Linked DNA regions of Homo sapiens: region 1 is linked to region 2. A link is an interaction called in ENCODE POLR2A ChIA-PET data of the cell type or tissue named here. Cell type or tissue: OCI-LY7. All regions are shown on one strand. Links, peaks and the distances in the headings refer to the core of each region. The heading gives the core; the rest is flanking DNA.

Region 1 (5,378 bases), core at 82-5,081, 58 kb after region 2:
AGCTAGTCATTTGCCACTGGCATTCTTCAGGGAGCCACCAAAGCTGCCTGCCATGCCTGCATTTATCCCAGGGAACTCTGCCACATGGTTTGATATCTGCCCAGTTCCCACGCAGTTCTTCCTGGAGCATTCCAGGGTTCTGCACTACCACTCAGGGTGCCCAAATTCACCTCCTGGGAACACACTTGCTCTACTTGGCAAGAAGTAAAGAGAAAAATGAAAATGAGCAGGATGAATTCCAGACAACACTAGGAGATGGGATACATATTTTCCCTAAATGTGACAATAACTCGCTTAACACTGAGTCTTCATTTGCCAATTCAAGACCTGCATTTGGGATTTGGCCACTGCAAAACTCCAGGTCATGGTGATGGCCACAAGCACACTTGGATCTGTGAAAGGAAGATAAATCTTGGGGCCCCCAACTCACTAAACTAAAGAGAAGAGTCAAGCTGGGAACTTCTTAGGGCAAACCTGCCTCTCATTCTATTCAGTCACCTCTCTGCTCACTGAGATAAATGCATATCTGATTCCCTCCTTTGCAGAGGTGAATCATGTTTCTTGAGCATGTGGGTTCAGATGCCTGGCTCCACATCCCACAGTTTCAATGCAAAATTGAATGAAGCACTAGTAAGGTGGGAGGAAAAGCAAAATCACATACATATGGCAGTTTTAAAAAGTTCTCCATAACGTGTGTCGTTGGATCTCCAGGAGTTGTCTTTCCCAACGTTTATGTTTCAAAAGATAATAATCTGAGGAGCTTTGTCTCTTCTAAAATGTATTAAAAACAAAGCCATAGTCATTAAACAAACATACAAAAGTTTTGATGTTTTTACTAGGGAAACAAATTGATATATACACATTAATTTTTGTGCACTTTCTATACATATGAATGGTTAATATTTTTGAAGAATATTAACCAAATTAATTAAAATGGTCCTACAATTTTTTAAGATGAAGTCTTGCTCTGTTGCCAGGCTGGAGTGCACTGGTGAGATCTCAGCTCACTGCAGTCTCCATCTCCCAGGTTCAAGTGATTCCCCTGCCTCAGCCTCCCAAGTAACTGGGACTACAGGTGCGCACCCCATGCCCAGCTAATTTTTTGTGTTTTAGTAGGGACAGGGTTTTACCACATTGGCGCAGATGGTCTTGGTCTCTTGACTTTGTGATCTGCCCGTCTTGGCCTCTCAAAGTGCTGAGATTACAGGCATGAGCCACCACACCTGGCCAAAAATGGTCCTACAATTTTAAACACAATAGCTATTATTACTAAATTAATGCAGAGAACCATATTTGGAAAAATGGCAAATTAAGTTAAGAATAAACATATAAAAAGTTTTTTTAGGCCAGGCATGGTGGACCACATCTGCAATCTTGGTGCTTTGAAAGGTGAGGTGGGAGGCTCCTTTGAGGCCGGGAGTTGGAAACCAGCCTGGGCAACAAGGTGAGACACCTTCCCCCGCTTCTCTCTCTCTCTCTCTCTCTCTCTCTATGTATATATATATATACACACACACACATATATACACAAACACACACACACACATTCTTCAAGCAACAGGAATTATTGTTTTTTGAGACAGAATTTTGCTCTTGTTGCCCAGGATGGAGTGCAATGGTGTGCACTGCACCCTCTGCCTCCTGGGTTCAAGAGATTCTCTTACCTCAGCCTTCCAAATAGCTGGGAATTCACGTATGCTCCAACACACCCAGTTAATTTTTATGTTTTTAGTAGAAACAGGGTTTCGCCATGTTGGGCAGGCTGGTCTCGAACTCCTAACCTCAGGTGATCCACCCACCTCGGCCTCCCACAGTGTTGGGATTGCAGGCGTGAGCCACCGCACCTGGGCCAAAACCATGGTTATCTCAAAGGCAGGATGGTTTTGGCCCCTTCAAAGTGAGCTACCACTTTGTTTCCTCTGAAGGGCTTGAACACAGGCGCATGGACACAATTTAGCAAAATTTCCCATCGTCGTTATGTAGGGCAGAGCTTTATCAATTGTGCTGCCTGCCCTTACTTTGCCAACGTGATGTAGGTTTTGGCTTGCTGGCAGAGGCCCGGTGGGGCTCCACTTGATGGTATAGATCTCTTGGCTGTGAGCCTAAAGATCGTGGATGCATGCGTCCTGCTTCATACTCCAGATCTACAGGACACACCGGCCACAACAGGAGCAAAAGCCATTCCTGCACCCGGGAATGATGTGGCATAATTCCTCTGGGGTGCACACGTAAGGCTGCTGGCCCACGGCGGGGTTGTACGCAGTGGTGAGAAAGCCAGCAGGAAGGCTTGGATTCTCACCGGGACCCCACTGAGAAATCGGAGTTCATTGGATAACAGAGGAAGGGAGCCTGGCCAGTAACAAATAAAGCTCACCCTGGTCAGTAACAGATAATCCTCATGGAAGAATGACCATGAGATTGGCGTCGAGTGCCAGGGTTTGTCTGGGATAAACAGCCCACTCCTTGCGATGCCAACGCTACCTTCAATGTCATGTCATCAGAGCAGGATGCCAGCAACATTCCAGAAGGATCCCATTTGATATGTTGACCTCATTCTCAAAGAAAGCAGAATCTGAAAAAGACATCAGGGCCTGTGAGTAGATGAGGTCACCTTCCAGCAGGGGACAGCAGCGCAGCACCATTGCTGCAGAAGTCCTTTGGCTTCAGCCTGAAATCGAAGAGCACAGCCCAACCAGCCTTCTAGTTTCCTCTTTTTCTCACTTTGCCTTTTTTGTTTATATAAAACCACATCCATATCCCACACATCACCAGCCACTCTCATCCATATTTCTTTAAGAAGAAAACATCCCTGCAAGGAAGGAAGGCAAGTGAATAATTCATGTATCTTAAAACGCAGCAAATAAAACCAGTTATTTAAAAAACTGGGCTTTGAAAATTACTTTCCTAAGCATTCTTTATTTTTATTTTATTTTTGAGGGAGGGTTTTGCTGTTGCTCAGGTTTGTGTTCAGTGGCTTGATCCTAGCTCACTGCAGCCTTACCTCCTGAACTCAAGCAATCCTCCTGCCTCAACCTCCCAAATTGCTGGGACTAAAGGCAGGCACTACCAGGCCCAGCTAATTTTTTTTTCTCTTTTGATAGAGATAGGTTGCAGAAAGTAGTCTTGAACTGCCAGGCTGCTGGGCTCAAGCTGTCTTCCCATCCCTACCTCTAAGATGTCTGGGATGAAATGCAGACACCACCACGTCCAGCTAATTTTTTTTTTTTTTTTTGCATTTTTATCTAGATAGGGTTTCCCAAGCTGGTCTTGAGTCTTGAATTCCCAGGCTCAAGCAACCCTCTGGCCTTGGCCTCTCAAAGTACTGGGATTATAGGAATGTGCCACCATGTCAGGTCTCCTATGCATTTATTTGTTTTTGTTTTTGTTTTCTTGAGGTTGAGTTTTGCTCTTGTTGCCCATTCTGGAATGCAATGGCATGATCTCTGCTCACCACAACCTCTTATCTCCCAGGGTCAGGCGATTCTCCTGCCTTAGCCTCCCGAGTAGCTGGGATGACAGGCATGGGCCACCACACCCAGCTAATTTTGTGTTTTTAGTAGAGACAGGGTTTCTCCATGTTAGTAAGGCTTGTCTTGAACTCCTGACCTCAGATGATCCACCTGCCTCGGCCTTCCAAAGTGCTGGGATTCCAGGCATGAGCCACTGCGCCCAGCCAGTTCTGTGCACTTTTAATCCAACAATTCCTTCCCACGCCTACACCCTTTACAAGGCATTTGTCCCTGAAGGTGAGTGGAAATGGAGGGAGGGATAAACTCAAGAAGTGAAGCCTCAGCTCTTGTGGAGTTCAAGCTGGGTAAGGGCTGACTTAGATGGAAGACAGGTGACCAAAATGCACACAGACAGATACACACGTGCAAAGGAAATGAAAGGCAAGTGCTGAGCAGCAGAAACAAACAACACCGGCAAAATCCTGGCCAGGGGCTCCTGATCCACTGCAAACAACCAGATATATAAAAGCGCAGGGTGAGCACTGGAACCTACAGGTCCGGACACTTGGACACTCTGAGGCTAAACCGTGGAAGATAAAGTTCAAAGTCATCAGGGACCAAGGCAGAAAAGGACACACTGAAACAGACACATATAAGTGAACCACTTGCAGCAAAGGCTTAGCTGGGGAACAGCCTGCACAGGAGAAATGGGGCAAGATCCTTCCTAAGGAGTGACAATAGGGTTCCATATGCCCCATACACTCCCACTATCTGATGCCTATCGTCCTGGCCTACCAATTAACTAATTTCACAAGGAAAATTAATTTTCTAAATATTTTCAAACTCCTGAGGGCTCCAGTTTGGATGATAAACTGTATGGTCACTCTGCTTTCTAAGGACACTGAGTTTTGAAGGGTGTGAACAGGACAGTGACAAGCCACCTGTGTGTTCTTTGTGGTATAGGTGGCCCAGGAAATGGAGGAAGAAGCATGATGGCCAAGGAACAGGCTGCTGTGAAATCCCATGGAGGGTGGAGGGGGCTGGCTGAAGAGGGGCCTGACAGAGTGTGAGCCCGCAAAGGTGTCTATGAGAATGGATGTGTCTTCCAGGAGCAGACTGCTGGGATGGCCAGGAGGGCAGACAAGGCCTATTGAAAAGGGGGCTGTGAGCATGCTTATGTGTCTATGAGCATGGATGTCTGTTCCAGAAGGCTGCTGGGAGAATCTGGAAAGGGTGGAGCAGACCGGTTGGAGAAGAGGTTGAGAGTGTGAGCAGGCTTAGGTGTCTATGAACGTGGATATATGACCCAGGAGCAGCCTGCCAGAAGAGCCCAGGGAGGGCAGAAGGGGCCTGCTGAAGAGGGAGATGAGAACATGCTTAGGTGCCTGTGAGCACGAATGTTTGTGCCAGGAGCAGACTGCCCGGAGAGACCAGGGAGGCTGGAGGGGTCCACGGAAGAGGGAGCTGAGAGAGTGTGAGCATACTTCAGTATGTGTGAGTGTCAGTGTGGGTGCTAGGCTAGCAAGGGAGGCTCTCACTGCAGCTGTGGAAAGGAAAACCCATCGGCCCAGAATGTGGAGCCGGTCACCTTGGCCTCTCTGTATCCAAACCCATATAAAGGAACAAATTTTTTCCTGAGAGTTGATCCTACAGCCTCCAATCCAAGTCCCAGTTCCTGGGTGGCCTCCAGAGTTGGCTCATGGGTCTCCACTCAACCCCACTGACCTGGAGCTTTGTTTAGGGCCATTGGCCACAGTAAGACCCACTTAAAGGGCTAAGTCCCATGCTGATGGCAAGGTCCAGGGCAGGACAGCTGGGAACCAAGGATACTGTGTGCAGCTCTATTAAAACCTTGAGGATAGGCTGGGTGCAGTGGCTCATGCCTGTAATCCCAGCACTTTGGGGGGCTGAGGTGGGCAGATAATGAGG
Region 2 (5,378 bases), core at 299-5,298:
CCTTCTAAGAAGGTTTGTATTTTTCCTATAATTTTATCTTGTAATTTCTCCCACCACCCTGACCGAGCTCCTACAGAGTAGAATCAGAGAAGGTGGAGTAGAGAGCTAGGGTTTCCAACTCTTACATGTGGTAAGAAGACACTCCTCCCCTCCTAGCCAGAGAGATGCACGTAAGGCCTTGGGTGAAGCTGAAACCTGCATATTCATTTATCAATAACAGGAAACCCTGCTTTGTGTGTCAAAGGAACTGAAGAAGGGAATTTGGAATTCTGCCCCTACTTGACATGCACACCCCTTTCCTCTGTTAGGGTGGTATCACACAAAGCCAGCTACAAATGAGGGTTGTAATAAGGTCTGGAGTCTCCTAATAGTCCCTCAAATATTCAAGTTTCAAATAAAGATTACTCATAAAAATCAAGAAATAGGAACGTCTCCACCTCAATGAAACAACATGATAAATGTCAACACAGAAATGTCAATACTATCAGGATTATCTGAGAAATATTTTTAAATTGTCATAAAAATAATTAAATGAAGAATTATGAACATGCTCAAAACTAATGAAAAAGTATAAAGCATAAAAATTAAAGGTTTCAGTAAACAAAGGGAAATTTTAGGACTAAAAACTGTAACAAAAATCATGTAACTCAGTCTGAGGTGATCTTAAATGTATGTAGAGAAAATATATAAGGCAAGTATAAAAAGCTAATAATACAGTGAATAATGGGAGGTATACAGGTTTATATATTTCACTGAAGCTGGTAAAAAGATGTCAGTATACTATGACAAATTATGTTTACAGAATTTCACACCTCAAAAAACAATTTAAAAAGACACATCTTTATACCTCTTTAGGTATACTCAAAAAGATGATAAATACATCAGAATGAATGTCTCAAATCTCTTCAAATAAACTACATAAAGGACAAAAAAAAAAAAAAAAAAAACTCAAGAGAAAAGAAAACAAAATAAAACCAGCAAACAGAAAATGAAGAGCTAATGAACATATCAAAAATTAACATTAAATGTAGGCTGGGTGCGATGGTTCGCTCATGCCTGTAATCCCAGCACTCTGGGAGGCTGAGGTGAGAGGATCACGAGGTCAGGAGATCGAGACCATCCTGGCTAACACGGTGAAACTCTGTCTCTACTAAAAATACAAAAAAAAAAAAAATGCACCACCAGGCGTGGTGGCATGCACCTGTAGTCCCAGCTACTCAGGAGGCTGAGGGAAGAAAATCATTTTAACTCAGAAGGTGGAGTTTGCAGTGAGCCAAGATCATGCCACTGCACTCCAGCCTGGGCGACAGAGCGAGACTCCGTCTCAAAAAAAAAAAAAAAAAAAAAAAAAAACAACAACAACAACAACAAAAAAAACAAACAAAAAAAAGTAAACTATTCTAAATAGTGTAAATACAACAAAAATATGGAGATTAGCAGTGTGAATTTTAAAACATGCCCCACACGTATACTATCTATAAGAAACTCACTTTCACATAAAAGTAGAGACAGGATGAAAAGTTCAAAAGTAAAAAAGAAAAATGTATCATGCAGACATTAGAAGAAAGCAGGAGTGGATAGACATATTCACCAGATAAAGTAGACTAGAGAAAAGAAAATTTTCAATGATGTAAAAGATATTATATAATGATAAATGAAACTAGTAACCGAGAAGAAACCACAATCTGTACTGTCCATGCAGCAAGAAACAGAACTGAAAATATGTGAAGTAAAACCTAAAAATATAAAAGAAAAAGACAAATCTACAATTACAGTTGGAAAGGACAACATCCTTTCTCAATTTACAGAACAACTTGAAAGAAAACCAACAAAGAAGAGGACTCAGCAACACCATCAACCAAAAGAATTGAATCAACATTAATGGAACGTTCCACCCAATGCCAAATACACATTGCTTTCAGGGTTCCTGTGCCATAAAAGAAAACTCAACAGACATAAAAGACTTACAATAATCCAGTGTGTTTCCCAACCACAATACAACTAAAGTAGAAATCAGTAAGACAAAGAAAAAAACAGGAGAATCTCCATACACTGGGAAGATAATCCTTGGGTCAAACAAGAATCCTTTAATAACGAGAGGATTTAAAAAAAATTGTCAAGGAAAATAAAACAATACACTGAGCTGGATAAACATGAAAATACAATACTTCAGATCAGATGAAGGTAAAAGCAGTGCTGACAGGTAAATTTATGGCATTAAATCAAAACATGAGAAAACAAAATGTATTTCAAAAATGTACACTTCTATTTTAAGAAGTTATATATAGAAGACCAAAATTAACTCATTTTCTTTGTCTGGGCTCAGTCTTTAGGACACATGTCTGCTGGGCCGGTGTACACCTTAAGCACTTTTCTGCACTCTGTCCGGTCTCTCTGATTCTTTAAATCCCACTTCATCTGGTACCAAAACCTGGGAACTGGAGACAGCAGATTTCTGTATCCTTTGCCTGTGGGACTGAGGCCCCAGAAGAGGGGAGACCTGAACCCCTCGGCACCACGGGAGGACTTCAGCCCATAAGGGAATTGGTCCTCCTCTGTCCTGGTGCCCTTCCTGACAGCGCAACAGAACCGGCAAAGGAGATTGCTGGACAGTGTCAGGAGCTCTGTGCAGACATATGAACTGCAGTAAGGGTCTGAGCCTTAAGGCAGGACCCGTCCCCAGGGAGCGTGATCACCTCCCAGGGTGAGACAACTAGTCCGACCCAGAGGGACTGGGGACAACAAGAGAGGCCCCTTGATTCAGATGAAACTCATGCTCCAACCGACATCGAATGCGAGAGAGGCTTATAGGTCGGTCGGAAAAAGGAAATGAAAGTGGCAAGAGGGGCTCGCAGCTTTAACTAAAGAAAGAGAGAGAACAGAGGAGATTCAAGGAAACTGAAAGTGGCGGGGGCTCGCTGCTTTAACTAAAGGCCAGTACGGGAAATGGGGAGGTGTGTGAAAGTATGTGAAAGAGACGGTCTGAGCAGAGGCCAACTCGGGATGTGACGTGGGGAGACACAGATCTCTTAGCACAGACTGTGTGTTCCAAAGCGAGTGTGGGACGAGCCAGATCTAGGGCATTGCATACAGCCAATAGGAGCTGCTTCACGGCTGCAGCTGGCTGTGACAGGATTAAGGTATTCTCCTGGCTAAGCAACCCCCAGACTTCCCGTAATAGGACCCCGTCTGGTCAGTCCAGGAGTGAAAGTGACAGCAAATGCGCCTCTCAAGGCTGGAGATGGAAGGAAATGCTTCGAAGGCTACTGCATTGGAGTATATGTTGAAAAATTTCAAGAAAGGTTTTAATGGAGATTAATGAAGTTAAATTGACTCTCAGAGATTGAGAACTCTCTGTGAAATGGATTGGCCTTTTTTTAATGTCAGGTGGCCGACTGAAGGAACAATAGATAGGGAGATAATTGGCCGTGTGTTTAGGGTAGTAACTGGAACCGGAGAACAATCTGGGCACCCCGATCAGTTCCCATACGTTGACTCCTGGCTGAGGGTCATTGAAAATCGCCCCAAGTATCTGCAAGTCTGTTTTGAAAACTACTGTAATACCTTGGTAACCTGTGCCAAATTACACACAGTAAAAGTGTCCAAAGAGACTGTAGAAAAAAAGAAAAAGCCACGAGGAGAACAGAAAAAGCCTGTTTTGCAAGCCCGACCTGAGGAGAGGAAAATTCCACCTCTCTATGTCCCAATATATCCATCTCTGGCAAGGCTAAGGCAGGATGCCAAACAAGTGGTCCTAGAGGAATAAAGCTCAGAGGAGAGTGATTTAAGGTTTCACCTGGCAGGGAAGAGTTAGAGCCCCTGTCTGTAAAGACTAAGGAAGAACCTCAGGATAATGAGATCAGGCTGCATCCAAGCTTTGCAGATGCCTCTCGGGGAGACACAAGGTTATATTTATCATGATGAACAAGGTCAAATCCGAGGAGGGCAGGGTCTTTTTGTTTACTAGCCTTTCTCCACCACTGACCTAAACTGGAAACAGAATACACCCTCCTATACGGAGAAGCCCCAGGCCCTTACAGACTTGATGTGGTCCATCTTTCTGACTCATAACCCTACCTGGCCTGATTGTCAACAACTTCTTTTAGCATTATTCAATATGGAGGAATGTCGTAGAGTGGCACAAGTGGCCCTCCAGTTGTTAGAAAGCAATGAACCAGAAGGCACAAACAATGTCAAGCAGTATGCACCGGAGACAAAACCAGGCAGAAGGGTTACAAAACCTGCAATGGTATTGAAAGGCACTCCTTAACGGAATAAAGGCAGGAGGAAAAAAGACAATGAATATGGGAAAGGTCTCAGAGGTTCACCAGAAGGCTGATGACAGTCATAGTAAATTTTATGAAAGGCTCTGTGAAGCATACTGCCTTCACACTCCATTTGACCTAGAGGCTGTAGGGAACCAGTGCATGATTAACAGGGCATTTGTGGGCCAGGCACAAGGTGGTATCAGATGAAAGCTTCAGAAGTTGGAAGGGTTTGAAGGTATGAATATCACCCAGCTTATTCAAGTGGCTACCATGGTGTTTGTTAATTGAGAGGAGGAAACCAAGGAACAGGCAATGCCAAAGCTAAGAAAAAGGCTGATTTGTTGGCTGCTGCCATGGTAGAAAGAGAGACTGGATTTGTGAAAGGATGTGGATGTAGAAATGGTTGTGGACATGGTTGTGGAAGAGGACAAGCTAGGCCAGGGCAAGAGGGCTGGCTAGGCTTGAGAGGGATCAGTGTGTGAGATGCAAACAGAAAAGGGAATTAGAAGGATGAATGTACAGAAACAGAAAAGGATGGAGGCAACAGCCAAGGACCTGAGACATGGCAAAGGCCAGCAGCTGCTAGCCATTGCATTTTGAAGCAAGAAGCTGACTTGGTCGGCTTGGCAGGAATTGAAGAATATGAGGACTGAGACAGACCAAGCTCGATCTCTCTGGGCCTCCGGGAGCCCTTGGTCTCTATGGAGGTAGGGGACCAACAGATGGACTTTATGGTAGATACTGGTGCTGAGCACTCAGTGATGACATGGCCAGTGGGGCCACTATCTAAAAACTATGCTACTATAGTTGGGGCAACCAGAGTGTCAGAAAAAAGGCCTTTCTTTCAGTCCAGAAGGTGTGTTATTGGAGGTCAGGAGGTCTGGCATGAATTTCTATATCTGCCAAACTGTCCGGTGCCTCTGTTAGGGAGGGACATACTTCAGAAACTCCAAGCTCAAAGTTCTTTCAGGTCATAAGGAAACATGACTCTAGATCTGAGTCGTCTGAAAGCCATGGCATTAACCCTTACCTTGCCAAAAACTGAGGAATGCAGGCTATACATGAAAGCAGCATATCAACTGTCCAAGTTTATGGGCAGACTAATGGACA

What was found. ChIA-PET counts read pairs that join two places held together with the same protein. Peaks named below come from ENCODE experiments on the same cell type or tissue, not always from the same donor. Only the 100,000 strongest peaks of a DNase experiment are listed, where the experiment ranks them.
Region 1: POLR2A ChIA-PET joins it to region 2 with 5 read pairs; 1 of 35 experiments calls an interaction of 5 or more read pairs at or near these places.

The regions. Positions count from the first base shown.
Region 1 is chrY:20,738,077-20,743,454 of GRCh38, reverse strand. It overlaps the pseudogene TBL1YP1. Among named protein-coding and RNA genes, the nearest start is that of RPS4Y2, 15 kb to the left of the region's middle. In OCI-LY7, for the core only: a CTCF peak has its summit at 2,628 (motif pointing right); a DNase peak (open chromatin) is centred at 2,644.
Region 2 is chrY:20,796,098-20,801,475 of GRCh38, reverse strand. No RefSeq gene overlaps it. Among named protein-coding and RNA genes, the nearest start is that of RPS4Y2, 43 kb to the right of the region's middle. In OCI-LY7, for the core only: no CTCF peak of the experiment used is centred there; a DNase peak (open chromatin) is centred at 2,875; H3K4me3 peaks cover 928 bases.